2 separate regions of the Homo sapiens genome follow, and region 2 is linked to region 1. A link is a loop called in an ENCODE intact Hi-C map of the cell type or tissue named here. Cell type or tissue: OCI-LY7. All regions are shown on one strand. Links, peaks and the distances in the headings refer to the core of each region. The heading gives the core; the rest is flanking DNA. Region 1 overlaps TAGAP (T cell activation RhoGTPase activating protein). Region 2 has its middle 34 kb from the start of FNDC1.

Region 1 (2,918 bases), core at 204-2,703:
GCATCCCCAGAGTTGAGCTCCTCCTTCAGCTCCTTACGGGCTTTCTCGTTGGCTGCTCTCCTGAATATCCCTTCCGTTGAAGGGCCTTTAAGGCATAGAATAGTGAGAATGTCCTAAAGGAAACAGCAATAGGAACAGGAAAGGGTTACCCTTCTTCTTTAGTATACTGAGATAGTCTTAACAGGAATATTGATGTCAGATTTTGCTTTCAGTCCAGTTGCTGTCAATGGCCTTCCTCAACCCTGCTATTTTTCTAAGAGGAGGCAAATTGTGAAAGCTCTAATTTTGCACTTTCTAAAATCACTTTGGAGCTCTCTCCTTTCAAATACTTCCATATGAACATTGGATTTCAGATCACAAAGTCTATATTCTGTTTCCCCCTTTTGACTTTTCAGAAGCTACAAATCTTCAGCATTCTCCACTCTGTGAAGTCAGAGGAATGGCGGGACCATAGCTCTGAGCTCATTGGCAAATACAACTAATTTCAATTTCTGGAATGGAAGCAGTCAGATATTCTTCTGACTGCACGCGTATGTGGGAGTGCCATGTTGAAGAGTGGAAAATATGGAAGATCAGTCCCTACAAACTTAATAGGAGAATGACATTCAGATTTCCCGAGTATTTTGCATGTCCAACTGAAAACTGAAGTAGGTTTATGAGAGAATGCACGCCTACCTGGATGGGTCTGGGGAGTGTGTCACTGTCACCGCAGATAATTGACAAGGGCTGATCAAATAGCGATGCTTTCAAGTCTGTCTCCAAAGCCCCAGAAAAATCTGATGCAGGGGAGAGCCTTCTCATGAGAAAGGGCCAGGACAGCACCTTCTTTCTCTTCTTAACTTCTACAGCCAAGAAAACAAGGCAACGAGAAAAATTAGACTACAGTGTTAAGAAGCAAAGATCCAGGTAAGAAAATGGGTATCGTTGGCCGCATAATGTGGTCAATAGTATGCGATGTGAGAAAAATAATTTTGAAAACTTGAGAAAGCAAAGGGCGTGAATCTTAATCTAGAAAAACCAACCGATAAACAACCACACTGTTACCAGGGCAACCAGTTCCCTAAACAGCAACACCAGAGTTCCTCAAGGCCTCCACCTTTCCTGTTTTCACTCTTTCCAGCTGTTTGCTACAGAAAATTAGCAAAACCTAACTGTGCTGATCATAAACAACCATCTTAACCTACTGGCCTGAATAACTATAGAGGAAATTTCTGATATGAAATAGATTATTTTGATTTCCTCCTTTAACTGGCGAAGAAAACGAAACTTAAAAGGTGAGGAAGTGACTTGCTGAATATCTTTTCGAAGGCACATAGCAGGGCTGGCTCCAACCCTTTGCAGCCACGCAGGCACTAAACAGCCACTAGAGGGAGCTAACACCATTTTTCCTTCCAGGTGACTGGTCACCTTGGGTTTTCCAGGTTGCTGCTTTAGGACAGAGGCAAATACGAATCGCTGCGGGAAGCCTTGAACCTAGATCTGGCAACTGGGAATTATCAGCAAAACGTTATCAAGATATTCTGTCCTTCTGAAATCCACAAGATGTGTGTGCAATGGATATTGCAATCTCAAACATTTCCTTCTTTCTTTTCTTTTCCTTCCTTCCTTCCTTCTCCTTTCTTACTAATTATAAAGGCTATATTTTCTAAATGCATTGGCATCTGTTTCTATACATTTCAGATTGGCAAGTGGAAGCATGATGAGAAAGAAGTGGCCTGTCTTTATGGTTCAGGAGAACTGGGTCAGGGTTACGCTATAATGAAATGCATTATGAAAAAAGTTGAGAGTGAATGGTGGGTCCTTTGGGATTTGAGATCAGCAACAGTTGCTTCATAGGCTCTTGGATGCATTCTCCATAAGAGAAGGAAGAAAATGGAAAAGACACTGTGTGTTTTTCAAATGTGTGCATGCTAATTGTCGAAACATACATGGCCAGGAGATTGAACCGCATTAAAAACGCTTGGCAGAACTGGGGATTCTCTATGGAGAGGCTCTTTCCTTTCCCAGCACTCCCTGCTCTAGTGAGTTGGAGCATACCTGCCATTTAAGGGTTAATGTTCTGCGGTCTTTAACAGAACAACTTATACAAAAAAATTCCTAGTAGAGTAAAAGCGCTGTGGTTTTGCAAACCAAGAGCACTGGTTGTTAGCACTTACATAAAAGATCGGTATGTTTTTAAAACTCACCAATGAGCTGGCAAATACTGTCTTCACTCTCACATGATGCCAACAGGGGATGTTCCTTGATATCACCCTAAAAACATTTTTATTTCAGTTAAATATAGTGACTGAAGAAACCTATCGAGTCTTTCCCCACAAAACACACATACAGCATTTTATTCATATTAAAAATGAAGTCAGTAGAGTGCATTGATGTTTTTTCTAGCTTCTAGAAGCAATATTAAGGTCTTGATTGTCATCATATAAGATCCTAATTAATGTGCTTAATTTACTACATGTGTGATGTTAGTTTACTACTCTTATAATTACTATTCAACCCAAATAATATTCAATTAAAACAAAGTTTTCCACCTTCTCACAGTACAGATAAAAAGTCTTAAAAATTGCTTTCTTACCTCTGATTGACATTCGATTAGTGTCTCCATATTATTGGCGTTTAGTGTTTTTGACTAAAAGAGAAAAAATAAAATTAGGTAAATATCTTTTGGCCCTTGCCTGTAGGAAACGTGAATGAATGAATGTGAGAGGGGCACTCACAGCATTGTGGCTGCTTCTCAGCTTCATCAGTATTGCGGCTGACTGTCCAGGGGTGGATTTCACTCCCGTGTGGCTGTGCCTCTGTCTACAACGAATCACATGGAAAGGAGTTAGGAGGGACTCACACAGTAGGCCACTTTCAGCGCCACTTTGCCAAAGCACAGAGTTTGAAACTATTTATTTATTTTTCTCTTTTGCTAT
Region 2 (2,918 bases), core at 136-2,635, 92 kb after region 1:
CTTTCTCTTCTTTCTTTCTTTCTTTCTTTCTTTCTTTCTCTCTCTCTCTTTCTTTCTTTCTCTTTTTTAAATGTAACTTTCATTTTAGGTTCAGGGGAACATGTCCAGGTTTGTTATACAGATAAACTATGCAGGTTTGTTGTACAGATTATTTCATCACCCAGGTACTAAGCCTAGTATCTATTAGTTATTTTTCCTGATCTTTGTCCTCCCACTCTCCACCCTCCGATAGGCCCGTGTCTCTTGTTCCCCTCTATGTGTCCTCAACATTTAGCTCCCACTTCTAAGTCAGAACATGCCTTGTTTGGTTCTCTGTTCCTGCATTAGTTTGCTAAGGATAATGGCCTCTAGCTCCATTCACGTCCCTGCAAAGGACATGATCTTGTTCCTTTTTATGGCTGCATAGTGTTCCATGGTGTATATGGACCACATTTTTTTTTATCCAGTCTACCATTGGTGGGCATTTACGTTGATTCCACGTCTTTGCTATTGTGAACAGTGCTGCAATGTATACACACATGCATGTGTTTTTATGGCAGAACGATTTCTATTCCTTTTGGTGTATACTCAGTAAATGGGATTGCTGGGCCGAATGGTATTTCAGACAGATTATTTTCTATAGAGACGAATCCTGGTCGCAGCCGAAGCAGCATGCCCCCTCCTTTCCCAGCTCAGCCACACACCCCGCTTATCTCCTGTTGCTGTTTCAAACACCCTCCCGCCTTTCCACCGCAAAGACCCTGCGCTTTGCGAAGATCCTCACTAGGGAATTTTGGAGACAGAACCTCTGAGAGCTGTCACCTCAGCTCGGGTTAGAAATCAATTCAGATTTCTGTGGGCAGCCTGAGTCCTGAGTGCACACCCAGACTTGCCTTTTCTTGCACACAATAGGCACTCAAAGTTTGCTCAATAAACAAGTAAATCAAGAGAAAATAATAAAAAGAGAGAACCCTCTTATTTGACTAAAGGAATGAGTTTGTATGTATTAGTTGCATACCCACCACATGCATATTGTAGTTGAACTGTTTTAGGATCCATGGGGGAGAATGGCCGTGCAGCTTGGCCCAAGTAGCTCTTTGCCAACAGGGAGGAGGCTGTCGCTATTGCCACCACTTCTTTACCACGATGGCTCTCTGTTTCCCTCTGGTGGTAGATCCATGCCCTGCAGTGGATGTTTCTACGATTCCCACAAGGTTAAATTTGAGCAGAATGGATTGTTAAATCTTGAAGGTCCTTACAGGTCTGTGATTACAGAGTTTCCCCAGCTAGACTATTGTGACACAATCTGGAAAGCCTCTGAATTCTTTACAAGATTAAAAATTGGTTTAAATTTTGATGAAAGTGAAAATATAAGCATCTTATGGGAGATGTGGATGATTGCTTTCCAATCACGTCCTGCACTGCAGTTCTGTTTTCACATTTGCCAGCACAGCCTGGGCTCCCTGTACCAGTAAAAGTTTTGCAGTTCGAAAACCGCAGCACACTATGGAATAAGCAAGCCCAGCGCAAAAGGCTTGTGCCTTCAGTCCACCTTCAGTGATGGGTGGCAATTCAGTTTCAGAAATGCGACATCCTCTCTCATGTTAGTTTGGCCAATTGAACTCTAATGATTTTAGTGTTGTTACTAATTACTTTAAAAATGTACTTTGGTGATACTTAAGCGCTATATGTCCAGCTTACACCTTATTTTATAATTGTGTATTTTTATGTGTTATTACAGTAAAAATGAAGTAATTCAAATGTGGAGGTCTGCAGGTTTTCCCTTTAACACTGGGTCAAGTGTTGAGCTTGTGTGAACAACAAATGATGCAACTGAGGTCCAGATGAATATGTCAGTGTAGCAGCATCATGTATTTGATTGAGGGCAGACCCAGGAATGCACACATAGAGCAGGTGTTCAAACTCCCAGTCCTGCATTCTCTCCACCAGGCCATCCAAATTGTCTGGATTCAAGAAAATCTATTTTGGTATTGATGAACTCCACTCTTTGCTTCCTTTTATCGGTGGAGACTGGATCTGTAATCACTTAAAAATAATCGACATTGAGATTAATTACTTCTTTTCATGTTGATTCAAGTCACAATGTATTTCATGTTGTCTGTAGCATTTTGCTTAACAATATTAAAATTATGTGATTCTTGCCCAAGAACAGCTTATAATTACATGCAGTGGGGAGAGGAGAGACGTATATGGAAATGTAAATAATTAACGGATAGTGTAGCAAGGCAAAGCTGTCACTGTTTTTCATTGTTTTCATTCTTTGTATCCCAGCAGTAACCTTTCTGAAAGTCTCCTAGGAAGTCAAGAAGGAAGCCCCAGTCCTCCTTGTCTCAGGTGTATCTGTCCAGGGGTCACTGCTCATTTCTGTGTGGGAGAATATGGCATATGAGCCTCAGGAGGAGGGTGGCCTGAAAGACACACTGCTCATGAGGTCTTATAGCATATAAGGGCTCTTTGGGAAGAATCAAACCCCCCAATCCCCGAGGCTGGGGTTTCCTTCTCTCAGAGCTGGAGAGCAATTTCTCTGCCACCAGCGCTGACGATTTGCCTTGGCTTGGAAAGCAGCAAGCTCTTATTGTGGCTGGCCAGGCCAGGGGACCCGTCACCAATGGGGCTGCACGTGCCAAAGCACTGCCGCCATGGAAGTGTGTGCCTGCTTGTGCACAGTCTGTGCATACACCAGTGTGTGCACATGCATGTATGCAGGCGTGCACGTGTGTCTGTGTGCACACACATATGTGCATCCACACTGGAGGCGAGGCCAGCTTCCTCACGTGTGGGACATGCAGCAGCTCTGGGTAGAGTCTGTGTTTTTCAGGCAGTGAGTGATACTTCATCTGGGGGCCCTGCAAGTTGGGAGTGGGGTATTCCTGAGTCATTTTGGCCTCTCAGACATTATGTGACTCCAGTGTAATCCC

The links. A loop is a pair of places that touch in the nucleus more often than their neighbours do. Peaks named below come from ENCODE experiments on the same cell type or tissue, not always from the same donor. Only the 100,000 strongest peaks of a DNase experiment are listed, where the experiment ranks them.
Region 2: a loop joins it to region 1, with 5 times the contacts of the local background. A loop is called at or near these places in 72 of 110 quality-filtered maps.

What each region holds. Positions count from the first base shown.
Region 1 is chr6:159,041,403-159,044,320 of GRCh38, forward strand. TAGAP (T cell activation RhoGTPase activating protein) reads right to left here. Exons shown (of 10, transcript NM_054114.5): 2 at 2,718-2,802; 3 at 2,576-2,629; 4 at 2,187-2,253; 5 at 676-842; 6 at 1-113. The coding sequence starts at 2,744. It overlaps TAGAP-AS1 (TAGAP antisense RNA 1), which reads left to right. Exons shown (of 5, transcript NR_183546.1): 5 at 396-1,654. Among named protein-coding and RNA genes, the nearest start is that of TAGAP, 2.1 kb to the right of the region's middle. RefSeq lists enhancers at 1-449, 1,023-1,292. In OCI-LY7, for the core only: CTCF peaks have their summits at 1,368 (motif pointing right) and 1,583; DNase peaks (open chromatin) are centred at 1,349, 1,809 and 2,169; H3K4me3 peaks cover 2,500 bases; H3K27ac peaks cover 2,500 bases.
Region 2 is chr6:159,133,774-159,136,691 of GRCh38, forward strand. No RefSeq gene overlaps it. Among named protein-coding and RNA genes, the nearest start is that of FNDC1, 34 kb to the right of the region's middle. In OCI-LY7, for the core only: a CTCF peak has its summit at 1,175 (motif pointing left); a DNase peak (open chromatin) is centred at 1,128; H3K4me3 peaks cover 410 bases.